Regions from separate parts of the Homo sapiens genome. Here all the other regions are linked to region 2. The links are chromatin loops, found by intact Hi-C in ENCODE. Cell type or tissue: dorsolateral prefrontal cortex. All regions are shown on one strand.

Region 1 (8,000 bases), 1.1 Mb after region 2:
GGTGATACATGGAAAACGAATTTCGGAGCAAACCAACTTCCCAGGCAGGGACCCTGGATCCTCTAACACCCAGCAATGAAATGGTACAGCATTTTCAGGCTCTCTCTTCAGAACTGGGAAATTTTTTACAATGACCATTTATCATTGGTGGGGGTAGGGAAGGATATTTGAATTAGTTTTTTTTTTTACTGAAAAAATTAATTCACGTTCAAAATGAAAAAAAAAAAGCAGGAATACATACTCCTGGTAAAATGGGAATATTACAAGGGGCTAGAGAATGAAAAGTCAAGCTCTCTCGCACCGCTGTCCCCGGCTCCCCTTCCCAGTCACCCATTACCAGTAACTTTTGTGCCATCCCAAACACAGGTCACACATCCATGCTCCACGTTGGCCTATATTGTACACTATTCTGCACTTTGCTTTTTTCACTTCAGAGTACATCTCGGAGATTGTTCTCTATCAGCATAGATTTTATTCATATTGTATTTTTTAACTATAACATTGATTGGGGAAAAAAAGATGCCTCTATTCTGGACAAGCCAAAGTACTGGGAACCAGGTCTCTCCCTGTAAAATATAATAATGATACCCTGGTCTGATGCTGAGTCTCCTGTTTATTGCCTCATTTATTCCTCAGAAAACCCGGAGAAGGAGTTACCACCCCACTCATAGAGGAGGACACCAATGCAGAGAGAGGTTGGGTCACTCACCAAAGCCACACAGGATGTGGCAGAGCTGGAATGTGAACAAAGGCAGGCTGAATGCAGAGCTCTTGCCATCAACCTCTGCCTTCCAGAAAAAATAAAAAGGATGGAACTGCCTGGGAGCTGGGAGTGACGGGAGAGTTAGAGGGGCCTCTGCCACCCCCAGACCCACTGGAGAGCCCAGAGCCCTGTGTCTGAGCTACCCCACCTGCATTTGTCACTCTCCATGAGCCCCAGTGACCACTGCTGTCAGGAGAACCCAAGCAGACGCTGGCTCCCATCTCCCAGCCCAGGCCCCTGAGGGTGAAGCATGGTTTGAGCCTTTTCATGTTTCTCTGAGCACTGCCCATGCACAATTGCCCCCCTTACACCTGCTTATTATCAAATATAAGTCGCGGTCGCGGAGGTGGGGCACTCCTGTAATGAGGGTGTTTCCACTGAGGCCACAGAGTTGAGCTGGGTGCGGCAAGGTGAGGCTCTAAGCTGGCAAGCAAAGACAACATTCCACAGTGACCAGAGCCCTGAGCCCCAGGTTGCCACAATACCAAGCCCATCCTGAGGGAGGATGCGATCTCTCCACCTCCCCCATCGCCCCATATCCTCTGCATTCCTCTCTCTCACCGTATCTCAGTCTGCTGTGCAGTTGTTAAGAACACTTCCACCACATCAAGGACAAAATGGACGTGAATATTTGCAGAGAATGGGAAAGACCTGTCTGTGGTGTTGGAGGAAACCTATCCGGGAAGGGAAGGTTTTCAAAGGCAGCCCAGAGGCCTGCTGATGACAGGGGAGTACTGGGGACTTATTAGGCCAAGAAGAAGGCCATCTCTGTTCCGTTAGGGTCCCAAATGATGACCCTCTACAGACAAGGTGTAGATACAAAGATCCTCCTAAAGCACAGAGCTACGTGCTCAAAATGCTACGGAGGCCGAAAACAGTCCTGTCCCACAGGGCAGCCCCTTGCCACGTGGCCAATCCAAATTGAGATGTGCTGTAAGTGCAAAACACACACCCCATCTTGAAAACTTCATGTGAAAATGAAACAAAGTATCCCATGAACAACTGGATATTGACTAGATGTTGAAATGATGGTATTTGGAAGCTATTGCATTCAATGAAACAATTTATGAAAATTAATCATGGCGTGTGCTTTGGTTCGCCCTTTACCTTTTTTTTTTTTTTTTTTTTTTGATGTGGCTATTAGAAAATTTAAAATTACGTATGTGGCTACCATTACATTTGCATGGGACAGCACTGGCTTAGAATCTAGCCTTTCATGAATATATACCACTACCTCCATTTTACCAATGAACAAACCAGCTTGACCAAAGTCACCAGCTAATAACCACAGAAACCAGAATTCACATTATGAGAGGCCAGTGATTCCAGCTGAACAGTCTGCTAGTTGATAAAACTCCTAAAATAAGAGAGGTGGTGTTATTTTCACAAGCTCTTATGCAAAAGTGTTCAGTGCCAGCAAGGACTGAAGCAAATGAGGAATCTGAGGAAAGCAAACTAAAAGCCTGTGACTGGCCGGGCATGGTGGCTCACACCTGTAATCCCAGCGCTTTGGGAGGTCGAGGTGAGAAGATCACTTGAGCTCAGGAGTTCGAGACCAGCCTGGGCAACAGAGCAAGACAACACGGTGATGCACATGCCTATAGTTCCAGCTACTGGGGGTGGGGAGTGCTGAGGAGGGAGGATTGCTTGAGTCCAGGGGTTCGAGGCTGCAGTGAGCTATGGTCGTATCACTGCACTCCAGCCTGGGCAACAGAGAGAGACCCTGTCTCTAAATAAACAAAGAAATAAATAATAAAAGCCTGTGCTTGACCTCCTGACATTGGTTGGGAATGTTAAAGGCGCACTGGGTTGCTCTTTCTGAACAGGGACTGGGCAGGCTTCTGTGTAAACTTGGCCAGTCCCTTCCCCTCTCTGGGCCTCAGCTCCCCCATCTGTCAACACGGAGCGGTGGACTAGATGTTCTCTGAGGTCTATCAGGTCACCAGGGCACAACTCACAGATTCCTCCCCTCCAGGGGTGAGGGTGAGCTTCGGAGCACCGAACTGGGTCCTTGGGCTAGTGACAACCTCTCTTGTGTCATCTGTGAGTTGGGGATGAGAAGAGGGTGAACTTCAGAACTCTGCACTGAGAATGAATGAGATAGTGCAGGTAAACGTATCCAGCACATGCCTGGTACACAGGAAGCACTCAATAAATGCTAGCTCTTGTAGTCACTGTGGTAGTTACTAGGTTGATCAGCTGGCATGGATTGTTCTGGGCCTGTAGACTCAGATTCTCAAGCAATTTCTGCCTCAGAGCCTCCTGCTAAACGGACACACTTAAACGCTGAATTTGATGGAAGGCAGGTTCACCTTGCACTTGGCTTTTAAAGGGCTCCTTACCACTGCAACTCAATTCCATGACTGGATGGATAACAGAAGCACCCGGGAGGAGGGCAGCTTGGCAGGAGCCCACAGGAAGATTCAAGGTTTCATAACAAAGCATCTTCTGGTGTGTCAAGAGTAAGACTAGGCCGGGCGTGGTGGCTCACGCCTGTAATCCCAACACTTTGGGAGGCCAAGGCGGGTGGATCACCTGAGGTCAGCAGTTCAAGACCAGCCTGGCCAACATGGTGAAACCCCCTCTCTACTAAAAATACAAAAAATTAGCTGAGTGTGGTGGCAGGCGCCTATAATCCCAGCTACTCAGGAGGCTGAGGCAGGAGAATCGCTTGAACCCGGGAGGCAGAGGTTGCAGTGAGCCAACATCAGACCACTGCACTCCAGCCTGGGCAGCAAGAGCAAAACTCAAAAAAGTCTCAAAAAAAAAAAAAGTAAGACTAGAAACGTCCACGACCCCAGCGGTGTGTTAGGGGCTCACCTTTTTCCCTGAGTAGTTGTCCAATGTCACTTTTCCATCTGCAGGAGTGACGCCAATCCGTGGCCACAGGCTTTCTTCTGCCCCTTTTCCCCACCGTGGGAGGACTCTGACCTTTCTTCTCAACAGCTGTTTACATTTTTTTACCCCTGAATTGTGGGTAAACAGTCTCCCGTATTAGATAAAGGCTTTATCAGCTCACCGGCTCATCCCCTCCACACAACCTCCAGTGCAAGTCTGCGTCAGGAGTAAGCCAAACGCGATGAGTCTCCAAGCTCCTTATCTTGCACTTAATTGGAAGAACCTTGAGTTCAAAGTGTAGGCGCCCAGCTGTCTCTGGCGTGCGTCGGCTGCCACCTGCTGGAAAATCCTGGTATGGCGTGGTCTCCTCGGCCGACAGGCTCGCTCGCTGGGGGAAGAGGTTCATTCACTCAGCCAAGAGATATTTCTGGAGCAGGAAATATGTGTCAGCCAGAGTCCTAGGCACTTGGAATGATTTAGTGAACAAAACAGAGACCCGTATACCTGATTTTCTGGAGCTTATCATTTTTCAGAGGGTGACAGGCAATAGACAATATCACAAATACATGATACCATATGTTAGGAAGTGACCAATATGTGGGAAGTTTTTTTTTTTTAGTAGAACATGTAAGGGGGGGTTGAAGTGCTCGATGGGGAAAGGTGAGTTGTAAAGAGTTTTCAGGGTCAGCCTCATTGAGAAGGCTGAAGCTTTTTGAACAAAAGCTTGAAGGAAATGAGGGAAATTTCCATGGAGGAAGAGTGAGGCTGGCTGGGAGTGCAAAGGCCCTGGGGTAGGAATGCGCTCATGTCATTCAGAGAATACCAAGGAGGCCTGCGGTGCTGGGGGGAGAGGGCCACGAGGAAAGGTCATGGTACTGATCAGAAAGAGGGGAGGCCAGAAGGTGCAGGGTCTCATGGGCCACGTTTAAGGGCCATGACTATATTAGTCACCTTTGTCTGCCATAACAAAATACCAGGTATTGCTGTAACATTTAGTTCCTCCATAAGAGAAAACCTGGTGGGTGTGGTGGCTCACACCTGTAATCCCCTTTGGGAAGCCAAGGCAGTGGATCACTTGAGCTCAGGAGTTCGAGACCAGCCTGGCCAACATGGCAAAACCCCATCTCTATCAACAAAAAAAAAAAAGAAGAAGAAGAAGAAAGAAACATGACAAAATAATATAACTTCCGTTGGCTTTTTTTAGACATATAATTTCATTTACTAGATACATGAACCAATCCTAAAATATGTGTGTTGCCCCTGTATTACAGATAGGTAAACTGAGGTTCAGAGAGTTATTGTATCGCATGGGAAACTGGTAATTGAAACTAAGTCTGTCTAAGTGTGAAGTCTTAGCTCATTTTGTTAAGTCACCCCTACCTCCCTAGGTATGTGTATTCATCTCTGGATTTGATTTGCTAATATTGTGTTGAGGATTTTTGCATCTAAGTTCATGAGAGACACTGGTCTGTGATTTTCTTTTCTTGTGCAATCTTTATCTGGCTTTGGAATCAAGGTTAAACTAGCTTCATAAAATGAATTGGGAAGTATTCCCTTCTCTTCTAGTTTCTGAATAACATGGTGTAAAATTCGTGTTTTTTTTTTAAGAATTCTCCAGAAAAACCATCTCTGAAGCTTTTTAAATTACAAAGTCCATTTCTTTCATAGTTTTTGAGCTATTCAGATTGTCTGTTTCATCTGGGTTGGGTTTTGATAGGTTGCAGTATTTACAGAATTGGTCCGTTTCTTTTAAGTTGTTGAATTTATGAGCGTAAAGTTGTTCAAAGCATCTGCTCATCATATTTTTAGCAACTGCAGGATTTGTAGTGATATCCTCTGTCTCAACTCTGAGATTGTGGTAATATGTCTTCTCTCTTTTTATTTTTGTCAGTCTTGCTAGAGATGTATAAATTTTATTGGTTTTTTTTGAAGAACAATCTTTTTGTTTTATTGATTTTTCTCTATTATCTTCCTATTTTCAATCTATTTCTGCTCTTATTTTTATTTCCTTTCTTCTGCTTGCTTTGGGCATAATTTTCTTCTTATTTTTCTAGTTTTATGAAGTGAGAACTTTGATTATTGATTTCAGATGTTTCCTCTTCTAATGTTAGCATTTAGTATTATAAATTTTCCTCTCAGCACTGCTTTAGCTGCACCTTAGAGTTCTATGTGTTTTTAATTCCCTTTGAGACTCCTTCTTTGACCCATGAATTATTTAGAAGTATGCTGTTTAACTTCCAAGTGTTTGAAGATTTTCCCGTGGTCTTTCTGCCCTCTGAATTTTAGTAACTGTCTCTGATATTATTTCATCTCCATGAGAACAGGACTTTATTTATTCTATCGCTACATCACTGATGACGGGAACAGAACAATAGTATGCTCTCAATAAATAAGGATGAACGCATGATTGAAATAGTTTAAAAATCAAGACCCGGAAAACTGAAGCTTAAAAAGGAAGAGAAGGACATCAGAAAGTTGATGGTGATTATCAGTGGGTGGGAAAATATGGTTACCTTTTATTTTCTTCTTTTTATTTCATACTTTCCAAATTCTCTGCAATGAGCATGTCCTAGTTTTACCATCAGGAAAATGAATTATAATAGTGGAAGTTGCCATTGCTGATCATTTTCACCCTCTCCCTGGCAGGTCATATCAGAATGTGAGTTGCTAAAAAAACTGAAGATGACAGGACTTCAAAAGGGCCCTTAAGAAGGTCCCAGAGCTGAATTGACCCAGACCCCTCAGAAGACAGGGAAGGACCCTGCTAGCCACCCAACTTTTATAGGCTTGTAAGATTACTGCGACAATAACTTTCTCATTGAGACCATGCACATTTTCAGTCACAGGGTCATTTTCATGTTTCTCTTCTAGGCACACAAAAGTGCTTAGAGATCTCATGAATTAGTGTTTATCCCAGGATATCTGGTTTGGCATTGTAAATAAAACAACCACCTGCCTAAGTCCAGCCATCAAAATTACTTTGACAATTTACTCTGAGGAAGCAGTATTAGCATTTGCTTTCAGGGTTCATGATGTGCAAAAGATTACTTAAAAATAGGAGGGAACAGAGAAGAGATATCGTAGTTTTTTGATCTTGTTTTTTAAAAAAATATTGCCATCTCTTACATCTTTTGTCACAGTCTCTTCATGATTTTTCAAGGCAATTTCTTTGGGAAGCCAAGTGGCTGAGGCAATTTGATGATAACTCAGCCAACCTGCATCACTACCTAAACAGTTTTTAGGTATGGACAATTTCTGAAGATGAGTGAACATGCTTTTCTGCTTTTGAAAATAATCCTGAAAACTTGGTTTCAATTTTTTTCAACAAAGTGATTGCCCAGATCTGAAAATGTTTTTTTCACCCTTTTCTACTTTTGAGGTGAGGTGATTTCCTGTAAGGTCCAGGGATTTGGGAGGGGCTCAGGATAGGGCAATTTTATAACCTGATGCCTGGGGGTAGTACACAGTGCCATGCATGGGGATGTCCCACAAAAGGCAGGGAAGCAGGTGTGGCAGCGGCTATGTCCTCTTTGGAGCTGAGCCACAGAGGGCATCAGGATCAATGAGCAGATCTTTATCAATCTGTCTGAGTCTTAAAGAATAGCCAAGGACATGAGAATCTGGAAAACCATAACATAATTGAATTGGGGGAGAATTCGACTCTCCCCCAATGAAGAATCCACATCCCAGGCACAATTCATGTCAAACAACATAGGCTATGCTAAAACCAGCAAGACATGGGGTCTTGTAGTATAAACTAGTCTGTGTCTTACAAATCATTTGATTTCTATAATTCCTGGGTACTTGATTTGCTCATGTTTTTTCTGTTGCTGAGTTGACTGATTTGAACTACTATGTCAAAAGGCATAGATTTGTTTATTCGTTTAATTTTTATTGACACCCACTGTTCCATTTAATTCAAAATTATTCATTCCTCCATGGCTCCCTGGTAGAGACCAACCTCAGCCACTTTGGGAGACTGTTCACCAAATGTTTCTAGTTCTCTGCTTTCTGAGTGTGTGAGGCTTTTCCTTCCCTGACTGTGAAAGTTAGGCATGGCCACAAGCCCACTTTGGCCCATCAAATGTGTACAGAAGGGACACATTGGGCCAGTGAGTAATTCACTTCATACTCTCTCTTCTGTTGTACTGGGGATGTGTGTGTTGAGACGAAGCCATCATGGGTCCCAAACTATGACACCACTCCATGCTGACCCTTAATGGACAGGTAATGTGAACAAAAGAAAACATTTATTGTACAACGCTGCTGAGATCGGGTGCTTGTTACTTGCAACGTCACATGGCCTCTCCTCACTGATGAGCAAGCACACACACATGCACTTGTCCACATGTTTTGCATACACATTGTGCTGCTTGGGAAGGAGGCACTCTCTCTTTGC
Region 2 (8,000 bases):
TTGACTAGAGACAGCAGGCCTTTTGGGGTGGCTTTTGGGCTCATGCCTGATGGTATTTTTGTGCTGCCAGGCTTTTCAGCTCCAAGTCTGGGATATACGAGGCAAAAAGACAACCCAGGGAACTCTCCACTGTGTTGTACCCCGGATTCTGCGGTCCTTGTCTGGTCTGTCTCATTTCCACCCTTCAGAGTCTTCTTATCTTTTCTTTTGTGTAATATCCAGGATTTTTATTTATGCTTGGCAGAAGCAATAGGGAAAAGCAAATCTATTTTCTTCCTGGAAGCAGGAGTTCCAAGATAATGTCTTTAAATGCATAAAATACTATGCACAGGTTTACAAAGGAAATCAATTATACTAAAACATATATATCCCAAGTGTGGACTTTTTAATATTTTAATATATGTGTTTCTTGATTACTATAGTAAATACGCTATCTAGTGGCAGGTTGAATGGTCACTGTAATATTGAAATAATGATTTGCATAAATGGTATTCTGAGAATTTGCCACAGTTGCAGGATAATGTCAAATGATCTGTGATTCCCACTGGTGACAGAGTCACTGGTTTCTCTCATACAACTCTGCTTTTTTGTCCACATTTATAATGGAAGGAAATGACAGATTTTAGTTATAGATGAGTGAAAAATAAAAGTCAATTGTTTTCTGATCCCAGTTCACAGACCCACTGAATTCTTAACCCTGGCTCACAGCCCCTGCTTTTAAGGATAAAATTGGATATATTGTTAACCTCGAGCCCAGAGCAACAACAGCAAACCTTATAGGCAGAGATTTCTGGCAGACTTAAAAAAAAAATCATTTGAGACCAAAAGCCCACAATGATCAATAAATAAGATGATCAGGCAAGGATAGCCAAGAGCACAGCTGGATCTGATTAGGGGATGACAGGAAGCCAAGTTTCTGAGCCAAACACGGGATTCCTGCTGCCCAGGACCATGGACACTGAGTCAGTCAAGTGGGCAAACCCTGTGAGACCCTGGCCTCTGCTGATCACCCAGGAAAGATGCATCTGAGAAGAGGGTGGGTCTTTGGCAATTCAACTGGGCAGAGTTTAGAAACAAGAAGCCTCCCCACCCCTCCTAAAACCAGCCAATTACTCACTCTGCGCCTGTTCCTGCTGCACAAAAGTGATTTTCCTCTGAGGACACTGTGTTCTGAATTCCAACGTTCAGGGCCTGACTCCCAAACAATGGCTATCTGGGCAGCCTCAGATTGGTTTGGCAAATGCACCATGTGTTCATAAAAGGCAGGACTGCATGGTGAAGCCCTTGGAGGACCAGAAAAGCTACATCTGCAGGAAAACGAAATAAGCACCCCAATTTACAAGTTACCAATTTGATCCTATTTGTCTAGGGCTGGCCTGATGCAATTTGAGGGGTGGTTAGAAGTTTCTTTTGCCTCATTCCTTGCTTTTCTATCCTTTTCATTAAAGTAAGAAATAACTGCGCCTCACATTTTAATGAAAAGGAGTGGCGGGAACAACCAGAGGTTTCTAAAGGAAACCTGAAATAATAGTGCAGTTGCTAAGGAACAGGCTGGACAAGTTAATTTTGTTGGCATAACATCTCCTCGTTATTTAATCTCGTAGTGTATTCATTTTATCCATCTGCCACCATGCTACTGAAGCCAGGAAGAGCTGCTACTTGCAATGCCAAGGCTGAGGACAGACCTGTCCAAACCCCTTATACATTTCAGCTGTCAGAGTGAGGTCCCGAGCTTTGATTTCACTGCTGGAGAGACCACCCCCTTCTATTTTGGGAAGAAAGCTGCTGAGGGGCCCACCACTCTGTTCTGCCAGACAAACCTCTTGTTTACCCCAAAAGTGGCTCTGTATCCCTGCTGAACACTAGTCAGCTGGTGTGCTTTTCAAAAAGACCAATGTCTGGTCCCCAGCCCCAAGGATTCTCATTTAATTGCTCTGGAAATGGGGTCAGGCATGATTTTTATAAAGCTTTCCTAAGCGATTCTAATGGGCTGCTCAGGCTGAGAACCACTGATTTATAGAATTGCTACCTTTCCACTCCTGTGTCTCATTTTGAAATGAGCCAGAGCCTCTCAGAATTATTATTCTTTTGGTCATTTTCTTATCACTTTCTCCCTATTGCATAGAAAATTATAAGTATGATAATGAGTTTTTAGTGAGAGCCTGAAGCCAGGGTATGATCTTTTGGAATCCAACAGCCTTGTAAAGCAGGCATTTTAAAATTATCCCAACCTTACAGACAAGGAAACCAAAGCGTGGAGAGGTTGAGTGCCCAGCTGGCTGGTAAGTGGCACATCCAGGATTTGGACACACGTTCCAACTCCAAAGTTCAACTACTCATGCCAGTGACTTCTGTCCCCATGGAGAACCAGCTGGAGAACTTGTGGGTAGAAGCTGTGACCTCACCCTGATGGGGAAGGGGGAGGCACTGGTTCATTACTGCTATTTGGGGTAGACGGTCAGGTTTTCCATTAGGCCTCTCTTGACAAAGGGCTGCAGATGCAAGCTCAGCTTCCACCCATGGTTAGGACCAGCTGGGGTAGAAGGCCTGAACTGGTGGATCAGATGACTCAGCCTGGGCAGTTATGTTTCATCAGCTTGGACGCTGGGTGCCGGCTCTGAGAAGCCTTATGTGGACTCTTCCTCTCAGCCTCCTGGATTCAAATCCAGCCTCCTTCTTACCAGCAAGTGACCTTGGCCGAGTGTCTTAGCTTCTTTCAAATCTGGTTTCCCCACCTGTTGAGGAGGAGGACAAATGCACCTGCTGCGTAGGAATGTCATGAGGGTTACATGAGGTAACACATATAAGCACTTAAAATAGGGGCTAGCACACATTACTCATGGAAGATTAGTTACCCTGGTCAGCCTTATTACCACAGAGCTAGAACTTGGAGGCTGCCTTACTCCTCTAGCCTCCTAAGGCCCAGAGACTCCCGGTGCCTGGCACGATGTCTGGATTCCAGATGCTGGACAGCTCTGAGGCGGTCTCTGGGCTTCCTCAAGCTGGCGCCTGGACTCCCTCCTTCAAAAGCAAGCAGCTGTCTCCAAAGGCCAAGCCACTACCTCTACCTTTGGTTTATAAAAACCACTTCACAAGGACCTCTTTTCACATGTATTAGCAGGAGATTTTTTAGTGCAGGGAGAGAAACGCATCTCAAACTGGCTTTAAGCTGAAAGAGAATTATTGACTGATGCTGGCTGATGCAACTAAGAAGCTGGGCTGGCTTCAGGGTCCAGGGGCTCAAATGAGGTCCCCAGGCTTTCGTCTCCCCGTCTTCAGTGCTGTTTTCCTTTCCTCTGTGCTATCCTCACCCATGGGCAGCTCAGGCATACAGCTTTATAATCAGCAAGTCCCGCTGTGGAGGAATTTCTTTTTCTTTTTCTTTTTTTTTTTTTGAGATGGAGTCTCACTCTGTCACCCAGGCTGGAGTGCAGTTGCGCGATCTCAGCTCACTGCAACCTCCGCCTCCTGGGTTCAAGTGATTCTCCTGCCTCAGCCTCTTACAATTTCTTGATCTCAATAATTCCAAGAAAGTCAGGCAATGGCCTCGGATCAGAGCCATGTGTTCAAGGCCAGTAAGGCAGCAGTATCTAGTCTGGCCCATGTGTTGACTGAGAACAGAGAAGCAGCAACTCAAATCACCACATTTCACAGCCATCTGAAAAGTTCATAGCCGGGTGCCCAGACAACTCCAGAAGTCCATCTTACGGCCTGTTTACACAGACCAGAGTCTGGTTTGAAGGACAATTAGATTGTGGTGGGTAGTGGGGAGCTGCCTAGGAACACTTGCTTCCCCTCCAGATATTAAAAAGGAAAACCGAAACAAACCCCCAAATCCTCGTGGAGTGAGACGATCACTTTCAGCTCGCAAAGTGTAGGCCCCAAACTATGTGAGCCTTGATCACCACCTTGTGGCAAAGAGTGGAATTTTTCTAGGATGGACTTTTAACTTTTCACTTTTTTTTTTTTTTTTTTTTCTCTGAGACGGAGTTTTGCTCTTTCACCCAGGCTGGAGTGAAGTGGCACGATCTCGGCTCACTGCAACCTCCACCTCCCAGGTTCAAGCAATTCTTCTGCCTCAGCCTCCCTAGTAGCTGGGATTATAGGCACCCACCACCATGCCAGGCTAATTTTTGTATTTTTAGTAGAGATGGGTTTTTACCATGTTGGCCAGGCTGGTCTTGAACTCCTGACCTCGGGTGATCCACCTGCCTCGGCCTCCCAAAATGCTAGGATTACAGGTGTGAGCCACCGTGCCCGGCCTGGACTTTTTCCCGGGAAAATGCTTCAGCTGTGGGAAGGAAGGAACAAAGGGAGGGAGGGAGAGAGAGAGGACTCATTAGATGCCGTTGCACGGCCTGTCCTATGGAGAACCATTTAGTCTCCTCAACTGTGGCAAGAACGTAACCAGAATAACTCATGAATTAGATAGTAGACTAGCACTGGGCCTAGCGGGACTCCATGCCGGGGACACAGAAGTCACACATTACCCACCATGTGGAGAACCTGCTAGGCCGCAGATGCAAGCTCAGCTTCCACCTGTGGTGAGAACCAGCTCCAGTCCTTGTAGGAGTGGAAAGCCCAGATAATACAATGTGACCTGGCAAGCACTGTTTCAGAATATGAGAAGTGTCCCATGGGGGCCCTGGAGAGGGAGGCACTGTCTCTTCCCACAGACCCTGCAGGCCAGCTCAGAGCAGGCACGCCATAAATGCTTGACGAAGGAATGTCGGTGGTTTCTCCTAGATTCCCCATTTTCCATTCTGTTTCTTCCGACGGACATATTCCCAGGGCTAAAATTAATCTCTGACACATTTCCAACTTTCTTGACATAGGTATTTCCTCTGTCACTGCTGGCCTACAGTTTGTCTTCCTATCCAGGATTTTAGGACCAATACTTCCCCTAGCCAATGACAAAGATTCTTTGCTTGGCCAAACTTCAGTCAGCCTCCTGCACCTTCTCTTAGGCCCACCTCTGTGCACTTCTTGTAAAATCCAGCTTTAGCAAGAGTCCTGCTAAGTCAGGTTAGCTAGACCCCTCCACTCCCAGCTGTCATTCTCCATTTCTGATCACTCTCGATATCTGGTCGGGTTCCTCATCTTTTACCACTGCCCTGGGGAGGTCTGATCTTCCTGGCCTGTCTTCAGCAAGAATCCCCTTGGCCCCTAATGTTTCCTCTTAGCCATTTCCACCCGCTGACCCCCACGCTGCTCCTTTGCTCCAACACTCCACCTGCCCTTGCAAGTGGGAGTTGAGCCCGGTTCTCTATTCTCCCTATTGCAATAGTCCTGAGTAAAATCGGTTTTTACCCCTTAACTGATGTCCAGCTCAGGTTTTTGACTCCAGCGCTTGTCCCATCAATGAAGAACTCATTGTCTATACAGTGCCTGACTGCACACTCTAGACTCAGAAGGCACAGCTTCAAATAGGACCCTCCACCCTGAGCCTGTGTTCATGGAACTGAAGTCGTTTTCACCACATCATCTTACACACACGAGCCAGGAGAGCAGACTGGCCAGCAGAGCCAGGTTCCCTGGAGCCCTGCAAAGCCCACAAACACCCGAGCTGTGGGGTGGCTTTGCAGCTTCTCTACCAGCCACCCCACCACAGGGCAGGACTCAGGCATGCTGAGGGCCCAGACTTGGTTGTGACCTCATCATCTCTGCCAGCATCTTGGTCTCCTTCAGCTGGCGGAGACCTGACCAGATTAAGGGGACCCCAGGCCCTAGCCTTCTCCCTGGAGTGTGTGGAAACATGCCTGCTCTCACCCACGATCGCCTTGTGCCACTCCCATTTGGGCGTTAGAGTCTCTCAGTGTCTCACTTTGTCAGCTGTTTCATTTGTACAAAATACAACAGGGAACAGCCTGGGTCATAGTAGAGGAATCATTAATTATGTAAACAACTCCATATTTGGGAGCCAGTGCCAGACGCTAAGCCCTGGGGATAGAGCAGTGAACTGAACCTGGGAGGTGGAGGTTGCAGTGATCTGAGATCACACCATTGCACTCCAGCCTGAGTGACAGAGTGAGACTCTGTCTCAAAAAAAAAAAAAAAAGGATCTACTGGGGCCAGGCATAGTGGTTTATACCTATAATCCCAGCACTTTTGGAGGCCAAGGCAGGAGGATTATTTGAGCCCAAGAGTGTAAGACCTGCCTGGACAACATGGTGAGATCCAATCTCTACAAAAAAAAAATTGCCAGGTATGGTGGTGCACCTGTGGTCCCAGGAACTTGGGTGGCTGAGGGGGGAGGATTGCTTTAGCCTGGGAGGTTGAGGCTGCAGTGGGCAGTGGTCACACCACTGCACTCCAGCCTGAGCAGCAGGGTGAGACCCTGTCTCGAAAATAAAATAAAAATAAAATAAAAAAGATCACTTGGACAATTGACATGGGGGCAAGAGAGAAAGTGGGAGGGGAGGGGAAGAGTTAGGGGGCTTCTGCCAGGTCCCATTGGACAAAGGTGAAGGCTGGGACTGGGGTAGGTGCCACACTGAGGGGGCAAACTTGGGATGTGTTTTGTGGGAGCGCTGCCAGGACTAGTCAATGGATTGGATGTGGGGCATGGGGAGGGAAAGGGAACACAAACATGATGTCCCCTGTGGTTTTGGTCTGGGTAGCTGGTTGATGGTGGTGTAGTGACTTAGATGGAAAAGCTGGAGGAATAGCAGGTCCAGTGTGAAAATCAAGGGTTCTGGTTTGGCCATGTTGGATCAGAGAAGCCACCCACAGAAGGTTTAAGGTACCGCGTGGCACCTGCAGAATGTCCAGGATGGGAGGATGCCTCCAGCTGCATCTCAGGCCCTGGCTCTGGGGGGGCACCCCCGCCCCCTTCTTGGAGTATGCTCTTTAGTGTGAGGAGAGTGGCCCCTAGTGAGTAGGGATCGGTAACCTCACCCACCTTCCACCCCTTTCATGAGGCTAGGCCACCGCATCTGGGCAGGAAACAGCAGAGCCACGTTCACCTGAAGGCAGTGACCACCTGGGATGGGTTAAAATGCGGAGGCTGCAATCGGGGCCCTGAATGTGCGTATTGAACTTGGGCCCTTGATATCTGTCATCAGGCAGGTTGGGTCCCACGCTCTGCAGATGTCTGTGATCCGAGGGTGTTGAATGGCCACGGCCCTGAGTGTCCCCATGAAGACTCCTTCCCCCACACACCTCAGTTGACTCACTGAGGGCCAAGGTGACAGAGTCCTTAAGACCACGATTTTGAAGTCAGATACCCAGGATTGCCTCAGCTGCCTCCATTCCCAGCTGCCTGACTGGGAGGAGTTGCGGAACCTTTCTTGGGGATCCCTTTCCCCCTTTGAGGAAGGTCTTAGCTGCCAAATGGCCACATTCTGAGGCTTTGGTGGACTCCTGTAGGGGAAGGACATGGTGGCCCTTACTGGTTGAAGGTAAAGCCCCTGACTCCTGGAAGCTTCCAGGAGACTCTGGAAGCTACCCTCACTTTCCGTAGGAGGAAGACCCTGCCTGCCCAGGGCTGCAGCCACTCTCCTTGTCATTTGACTAAATGCACCGCTTCCCGTCCCTCCACCAGATGTCAGGCCAAAGCTGTGGAATGGAAATGATGCCTGGGCTCTGCCAGGCGGCAGCAGCTGCAGCCTGGAATGCGAACCTCCCACAGATGCCCCATTAGGAGAGTTGGGGAGGGGGCACTGAGGGTAGGGAGGGGATGTGCAGGGGTCCTGGCATCCACACCGGGGCTGGATTCTTAGATCTCTGGGTCGAGGCTACTCTTCCAAAGTCAGAAAGGGAAGTGAATGGTGGGGTGCTAGGGCCCCTCTCCTGGCCGTAAGAGCTCAGAACACATGACCAGCAGAGACAAACAAATTCTCAGGCCCTACCAGATCTTTTTAAAAAATGTTTTTGGTAGTGGGAGGCATTAGGATTTATTTGAAACCTGTCTTTTTCTATTGATTGAATTATAGGTGACAATAGCCACGTTTCATACACTCCCTTTTCCCTCTTTGGGGGACTCTTGGAGAAACAGCCTC
Region 3 (8,000 bases), 150 kb before region 2:
GTCATCATTGGCTCATGCCTGCACTAGTGGAATATTCTTTTAATTGGTTTGTCTTCCTGCAGTCTCTTCTTTTGGCTGAACAACCTAAAAACCCTAATTTGATAGACATACTTTCTTGTTCAAAAATCTAAAATACTATTTATTGCTTTCCTTAATTAATCACAGCTGATTTTTTGGTCCGTGTAAAAAAAACTTGAGTGGTTTTATTGGTTGCAGGGGTTCCTAGTGGGAACCCTAACGTATCCTATTTAACTATGACTCTACTGGGTCTGGTAGTGGACATATAATTGATAAGACTAGATAGTGTGGACCACCCCCCCTGCTGAGAGCAATTACAAAAATCAGACCACAGGACTAACAAAGTGAATTATAGGGCCAGGATCTAAGAGAAGAAGGAAACTCAGATAGAGGAACCTAACATTTGAGCCATTTATCTACTGGGGTCACCTATTTATTCTGGAAAAGGAGGCTAATGAGCTGAGAAATTTAATAGAGCTTTGACAACACTTGTGGGGGTTGGGTAATAAATTGGAGTATAAGGCTCATTAAATCTGAAGTACCACATCCCAGGACTAGCAAGAATAAAAAAATAAAGACTAGCCTTCTCATTTGCTAAAGCCTGATTCCTGATTGGATTAAGATGGTCTTGATTCGGCCAGGTGTGGTGGCTCATGCCTGTAATCCCAGCACTTTGGGAGGACAAGGAGGGCAGATCACAAGGTCAGGAGTTAAAGACCAGCCTGGCCAAGATGGTGAAACCCTGTCTCTACTACAAATACAAAAAAATTACCTGGGTGTGGTGGTGGGCGCCTATAATCTCAGCTGCTCAGGAGGCTGAGACAGAGAATTGCTTGAACCCGGGAGGCGGAAGTTGCAGTGGTGCCACTGTACTCCAGCCTGAGCGACAGAGCGAGATTCCGTCTCCCAAAAAGAAAAAAAAATGGTGGTCTTGATTTGCTAGAGCCTCGATTAAGCTTACTAGTAACAAAAGTAAATTCTGGAGAGATACCATTATCCTAGGCATCAGATTGTTTCCATAGTTTTTCATAAGCAGTATCTGGCACTTAATCAGAAATAACTAGTCATAGTAGGAAATGAGGCATCAAACCAGGCAAAATTGTGAAGTACATTTTTAGGCAAGAATTGGGAGAATTCATCACCAGTAGTTTCTTACACAAATAAAAGTGTTTTTCAGATAGAAAGAAAATGTTTCCAGATGAAAACTTGAAGATATGTAGGAATGAAGAAGGGAAAATATGCAAGTGTGGATCAATAATAATGATAATGTCTTCTAGGATATAAGAATATATATATATAATCAAAACTCGTGACAATAATGTGTAAGTTTGAAGGGAGGAGTGAAGGTTTGAAATGTTCTGAAGCCTTGCATTGTCCAGGAAATGGTAAAGCACTACTTTATTTTCAACTATAATGTGACAAGGATACAGTCTGTAGTAAAAAAACATAGTTAACAAGACATAGAGGGGAAAAAATGGAATAATTTTAAAATAAAGAAATCAAGAAAGGATTTTTTAAAAGTACAGAGAACAGATGAGATAAATAGAAAATAGGATAACTTCAGCATGTCTATTATTATGTGAAATGTTAAAGACTAAGCACTACATTAAAAAAAGGAAGACAATTTCAGATTGGTACTGTTCCTTGTGGATCAGGGCTACCCCATGGGCACTGTGTCTAGAGTAGCAGCTCAGAGGCAGTTCTGCACTCATACCTACTTTTAATTATATGCAAATTAAGGGCAGTATGCAGAAATTTCTAGAACGAGGGAGAGGGTGGTAACTTCTGGGTTGTTGGGTTGTTGCCATGGAAAGGGGCAGTAACTTCTGGGTGTTGCCATGGCAATGGTCAACTGACATGGCACACTGGTGGGCATGTCTTATGGGGAGGTGCTTCTGCCCTGACCTGTTTTTAGCTAGTCCTCCGTTTGGTCCTGATGTCCAAGCCCCACCTTTGGAGTAGATTTCTTCCTCCTATTACTAAGTTGAGAACTTTCACCTTTTCATTTAAAGGAATCATTTACAGCTTCTCTTTGGCATATCTGAATTGCCAACATCATCTCTCTTGCTCTTTGGAGCCATTATTAAGTAAAGTAAGGGTTGTTTGAACATTTGCTATGATAATCGTGACAGTTGAACTGATAACCGAGATGGCTAAGTGTCTGACAGATGGATAGTGTCAACAGTGTGCATATGCTGGACAAAGTGCTGGACAAAGTGCTGACAGATATCTCAGGCAGGATGGAGCTGGATGGTGTTATGGTTTCGTCACGTTACTCAGAAAGGCATGCAGTTTAAAATTTAAGAATTGTGGCTGGGTGCGGTGGCTCACACCTGTAATCCCAGCACTTTGGGAGGCTGAGGCGGGCAAGATCACCTGAGGTCGGGAGATCGAGACCAGCCTGACCAACATGGAGAAACCCCATCTCTACTAAAAAAAAAATACAAAATTAGCCGGGCATGGTGGCACATGCCTGTAGTCCCAGCTACTTAGGAGGCTGAGGCAGGAGAATCACTTGAACCTGGGAGGCGGAGGTTGCAGTGAGCCGAGATCGCACCATTGCACTCTAGCCTGGGTGACAAGAGCGAAACTCCGTCTCAAGAAAAAAAAAAAAAAAAAGTTTGTTTCTGGAGTTTTCTGTTTAATATTTTCAGACTGTGGTAACTTAAATCTCAGAAAGGGAAACTGGATAAGGTGGGGGACTACTATCATGGATAGATGGATATAAAATCTTTTAAAACTGTCTTAAATGACACTTCCTCATTTCATTTTTTCTATGTGTATTTCTGAATCCAGAATCCATTGAAACAATTGTGAGGCATTTTCTCCCCAAGTAATGTTGATACATTTATTGTATATGCTAATGTGTTATCTAAAAGAGAGTATATTTTCACCAAATAAAAATATTCTGACATTTTGATGTAGTAGTTTTATAGTCAGTGACCCATTAACAGTTCTTTTGTCAGTGCTTTGGAACTCACACTGTACGTTAGCCCCAGTAAACAGTGTTGACACAGAGATTTGGTTCCTAGGTCAGGACAGTAACATTCAAGTGGGAAGATTAGCGCCGATATTACTAACCTGCATTCAGGGTCCTGTTGAGGAGAGACCACAGAGACAAAGGTGCTGGGAAATGTTGCAATTTTTATCTCAAATAAGGCTGAATTTACAGTAGTTTTAAGTATTTCACTTTTAATTAAAAGGAAGTTAACTGATTACATTTAAACCATTTTAATAAAATTAGAGTGATGTTGATGTCTAACTGTATCTTGGTTTTAAGCAAAATAAGTAAGTTGACTGTCAAATTAATAATGGAAATTAATAGAAACTAAACCATAATCAGCCAACAGTACTTAACTTTGATTCACTATTTATAAACTCCAATTTGCATATAAAATCTTTACTGCCAGATTGCCAATAAACTGAGCTAGTCCCTTGGTAGTTAAAATCAGAGCAAGGATTGCGTTGCTATTTATTTTTTGTCCAGTGGGTGGCAGCATAACTCAACTGGTTATCTTGTGTACGGTCATTTGAAATTTTTTATGTGTTTTAAAGGTTTTAATTTCTAAATCTCTTGTACTACAAAGTGTATTCTAAGAAAACTTTCCTCCAAATACTCTGTTTATTTCTTGCTAAAGTGAATAAGATTTTAGATAATAAGAAAATTGCTTGATATCCTTTCTTCATAGGTTTCAAATAAAATAAATATTGCAACTGGTAAATAGCCCTTTACATGTGTGTTCTACTGAAAATGTTTCTAAGTTATGTGGAGATCTATTTTTTTCCTCTCTACTAGAACTTAAAGCAGTTGTCATGGCAAACCCAGGAATTTGCCAGGGAGACACCCTAACCCTCGATCATTCAATAGGCTCTCATTCAGACCATGATTCTAATAAGTTTACTATCTTCCTTTGAAAGAAAGGATTTTGTTTGTATTTTCATGTGCCTTCATAGGACTTAACATAATACCAGGCCCAAAAATAGAGATCCAGTAAAAAGTACTTGGTATAAGTTGATTACAAAAACATATGCTGGCTTTACCACTGACATTACCAGAGGCATGTGTTTGTTCCAGGTAAAACATCATCCAGAACTTGGAAAATGAGCAGGAGAGTAAAATCACATAAATAATAGCTGTTTGCATTTGTACAGAGTACATTTGCATGGTGTACAGAGTACAATTATGAATTGTATTCTTTTTAAGATATACTTTCTTTGAGACCAAACTGTGTAATTTAAGTTAGAAAAGAAAAGGAAAAAGGTTTCCTTTCCAAAATAATAGCAAATAGGTGTAAGTAGTGTAAGTAAGTTACTGTTTGCTAAGTGTTACATAGAGATAAAGTATGTGGGGAAGTGAGAAGTCAGCCTAGGGTATCTGGCTTCTTTGGATATTTCTCCATTTAGTAATCCTTGAACCTTTTATAGCACCTAGCCAGTTACTTTAAAAGCTAGTATTAGATTACAGATTATTTCATGTAGATAAGCTAAATGAACCCAGGAACACAGAAGCCAGGTTTAATTCAGTTTATTAAGTCCAAATAGTATTTGGAAAATTAAGGAAGTCTTATTTTAGAAATAAATCAAGAAAAAAATTTCATATAATAATAGCTTAAGAAGTAAAAGATCTAAGTGAAAAGAGAAATATCTTCTATCTAAGACTCAATTGACTTTATTGTAGTTTTCAATTGAAAACCATGCTTACAGTTTATATGAGAAGTGTCTAATATGTATATTATAGCTCTTAAATAGCTCCTGAAGATCAGTTACCTTCTATATCACTATTTTTTGGATATTATTCTAATATGGAAATAATATCTGCATAGCAAGAATGAGAATGGAATGTCAGATATGTTTGTCTATTTGGAAAGAAATTCCTTTTTTTTTTTTTGAGACGGAATTTAGCTCTTGTTGCCCAGGCTGGAGTGCAATGGTGCCATCTCGGCTCACCGCAACCTCCGCCTCCAGGATTCAAGCGATTCTCCTGCCTTGGCCCCCTGAGTAGCTGGGATTACAGGCATGTGCCACCACACCCGGCTAATTTTATATTTTTAGTAGAGACGGGATTTCTCCACGTTGGTCAGGCTGGTCTTGAACTCCTGACCTCAGGTAATCTGCCCGCCTTGGCTTCCCAAAGTGCTGGGATTACAGGTGTGAGCCACCGCATCCGGCCAAGAAATTCCATTTTTATGAAGCGTCTTTGTCAGCTTCCAGTGTGTAATGGGTGTTGCTTCTAGGGCCATGACACATCTGTCCATGGCAGTATGGTATTGCTCTGGAACATCATGGAATAAGCTAGACTGAAAGCTTATTACCCATTAGTAGTTTTTGCTATAGTCAGTCATCTAAAGGCAGATTTTTAGAAAAAGAAATGACCAATTTGATTGAGAAAATAGTATTAAGGATCCTTGAGATGGCATCCAGGTGCATTTGTATGGGATACAAAAATGCCAACGTTGTACTTATTATAGGAATAAATGTTAAAGGACTTGGAATAAACTATTTGAGAATTTTTAACATTTCCATTTGACTCTTTTAAAAATAGTTTCCATTTTTCTGCTGAAATTCTCCCATCTTTTTGTGCATGTTATCTGCCTTTTCTACTAGGTCATTGCATATATTAATCATAGTTATTTAAAGTGTCTGTGATAGCTACTTCATGTGGGACATCTCTGTGCATGTTGAATGTTTAATTGTTGACATAATTCTTGACAGTGGGCTGTGTTTTTGTTTTTTTGGTCTTAGTTTTTTATTGAATGTTGGACATTGTATATAAAAAGAACAGTTTAGCTTAAAAAGAACAGTTTCTGCTTAGAAATGGGCATGCCTTGGCCGGGCGCGGTGGCTCACGCCTGTAATCCCAGCACTTTGGGAGGCCGAGGCAGGTGGATCACGAAGTCAGGAGGTCGAGACCATCCTGGCTAACACGGTGAAAACCCGTCTCTACTAAAAATACAAAAAATTAGCCGGGCGTGGTGGCGGGCGCCTATAGGCCCAGGTACTTGGGGCTGAGGCAGGAGAAAGTCGTGAACCCGGGAGGTGGAGCTTGCAGTGAGCCGAGATTGCGCCACTGCACTCCAGCCTGGGCAACAGAGCGAGACTCCCTCTCAAAGAAATAAGAATAATAAATAAAATAAAAGTAAATATCTTCACGGGCCGTGAGGTGTTTGTCTAGCTCCTGTGCTTAACTCTGCTGGTGCAGGTGAAAGCAGCCACACAGATTACATAAACAATGGGCATTGCTGTGTTTCAAAACAACTGTACTTAATCAAAACAGGGTGTAGACAAGATTTGGCCCACAGCCTCTAGTTTGTTGATCTCTGGTTTGGTGTGCAGGTGAGTTCCCTCCCCGACTCTCCCCTTCCCTGTCCTGCCCCCCACACACCCTGTGGCAACCAAATTTTACCTTGTATCTTTGGGGAACCTTGGGAGTAAGCAAGTTTCCTGTGCTTCCATCAGCAGCAGTATATTTTTGCTTCATAACAGTGTGGAAACCTGGGCATGAGTGGATTTTCTACCATCCTGAAAATGGTTGCTGACCTTTGCTTGTCAGGAGGGCTGGAGGATCACCTGCCTGTCTTCCAGTGGTAGACAGTTTTTGCCTAAGGTCAAAGAAGGGTCACCAGGTTGCAGGGTTTCTTACCCCTTCCTTTCAGCAAATGGCTTTTGCTTTGAATCTGGGTAGGTTCTAGGGCACAGGCAGTTTTTGTTCATGTCTTCCATTGGCAGTTAATCACCACCTTTTTTTGTCATGGAGGACCCCATGATGTGTTCATCGGCTTCTTTAGGTATTCCTGCTTCATCCTCAGGTCTTACTAAGCCCGGCACATCTTGCTATGGAGGATGGCCTCTCAGATTTCTTTCACTGCCCCCAGTCCTTCTCTTGATGACCCAGTGGAAACCCATGGAAAAGAGTTGGAGAGGAGGTGCTGGTGCTGACTGCCCTTGTGTTGAAGCCTCCCAGGGATTCTACACTGTTAGTTCACACTTGGCCTTTAATGATTCATTACAATTTCTGTTGTTTGCTTATCTGCTTTTATGACTACCATCACCAACAGAGAAATAGTCCATGTGTCCTTTATTTTTTTTTAGAGGAGCTTGTCACTCTGAAATTCTTCTCACCTAGTTGAACATTGCAGATGTAAGTTAAAGAAACCTTAGGTGTCTGATGAGCTCGAAAAATTATGATTATTTTGGTTAACCAGCTTTTTCTTACCATAAGAGTGGGAGTGATGTTCTTTCACAGCTTTCTGCATTCTAAGCTGAGGGGGAACTTGAGTTATATTTTGATAACTTTATACTCCCTGAATTTGATACTAGTCAAGAAGCCATTAACTTTTAAGAGGAAAAATTCACCTATGTTAATGTTAAAATGTTAGTGCATCATATTTTTACTGATTTCAGTGCAGTTTGCAGCTAAATTGTCCTGCAGTAAATGCCTGTGTTACATGGGTGATTACTGCTCAGTTTTCTCTTGAATCCTGCAGACTTCCTTCCTGTAGAGCTCCTCTCATTTCTTGGAAGAGGCTTAAGGTGTAGGGTTCCTAAATGCTTAACAGGTGGGCCAGCTGTTTACAGACTTCCCTGAAGTTCTCACTAAAAATACACACCTCTGGAAAGTTTCTGAATCAAGACTTTGGAGTGTGGCAAAGGAATCTGCGTCATTACCAGTCCCTTCAGGTGATTCGGAGAGAAGCATTCTTTGAGGTCCACTGGCGTATGGAAATGTACCATTGTTCCTGAACCTAGTCTCTCTTAAGCAGGGAGTGCAGTGTAGCTTATGTTTAAGAATAAGATAGTGCGCTGGGCTCGTTGGCTCACGTCTGTAATCCCAGCACTTTGGGAGGCCGAGGCGGGTGGATCATGAAGTCAGGAGATCGAGACCACCCTGGCTAACACGGTGAAACCGTGTCTCTAGTAAAAATACAAAAAATTAGGCAGGCGTGGTGGCGGGTGCCTGTAGTCCCAGTTACTCAGGAGGCTGA

The links. A loop is a pair of places that touch in the nucleus more often than their neighbours do. Peaks named below come from ENCODE experiments on the same cell type or tissue, not always from the same donor. Only the 100,000 strongest peaks of a DNase experiment are listed, where the experiment ranks them.
Region 1: it touches region 2 in a loop (2.9-fold over the local background); 5 of 110 quality-filtered maps call a loop at or near these places.
Region 3: a loop joins it to region 2, with 23 times the contacts of the local background. A loop is called at or near these places in 103 of 110 quality-filtered maps.

Annotation. Positions count from the first base shown.
Region 1 is chr10:117,492,651-117,500,650 of GRCh38, reverse strand. It overlaps EMX2OS. Among named protein-coding and RNA genes, the nearest start is that of EMX2, 46 kb to the left of the region's middle. In dorsolateral prefrontal cortex, CTCF peaks have their summits at 3,735 and 3,934 (motif pointing left); a DNase peak (open chromatin) is centred at 3,940.
Region 2 is chr10:118,564,382-118,572,381 of GRCh38, reverse strand. No RefSeq gene overlaps it. Among named protein-coding and RNA genes, the nearest start is that of PRLHR, 27 kb to the left of the region's middle. In dorsolateral prefrontal cortex, CTCF peaks have their summits at 3,901 (motif pointing left) and 7,533 (motif pointing right); DNase peaks (open chromatin) are centred at 1,181, 3,866 and 7,571; H3K27ac peaks cover 2,672 bases; H3K27me3 peaks cover 937 bases.
Region 3 is chr10:118,716,718-118,724,717 of GRCh38, reverse strand. All of the region lies in intron 3 of CACUL1 (CDK2 associated cullin domain 1), which reads left to right. Among named protein-coding and RNA genes, the nearest start is that of CACUL1, 34 kb to the left of the region's middle. In dorsolateral prefrontal cortex, CTCF peaks have their summits at 3,307 and 3,514 (motif pointing right); a DNase peak (open chromatin) is centred at 3,507.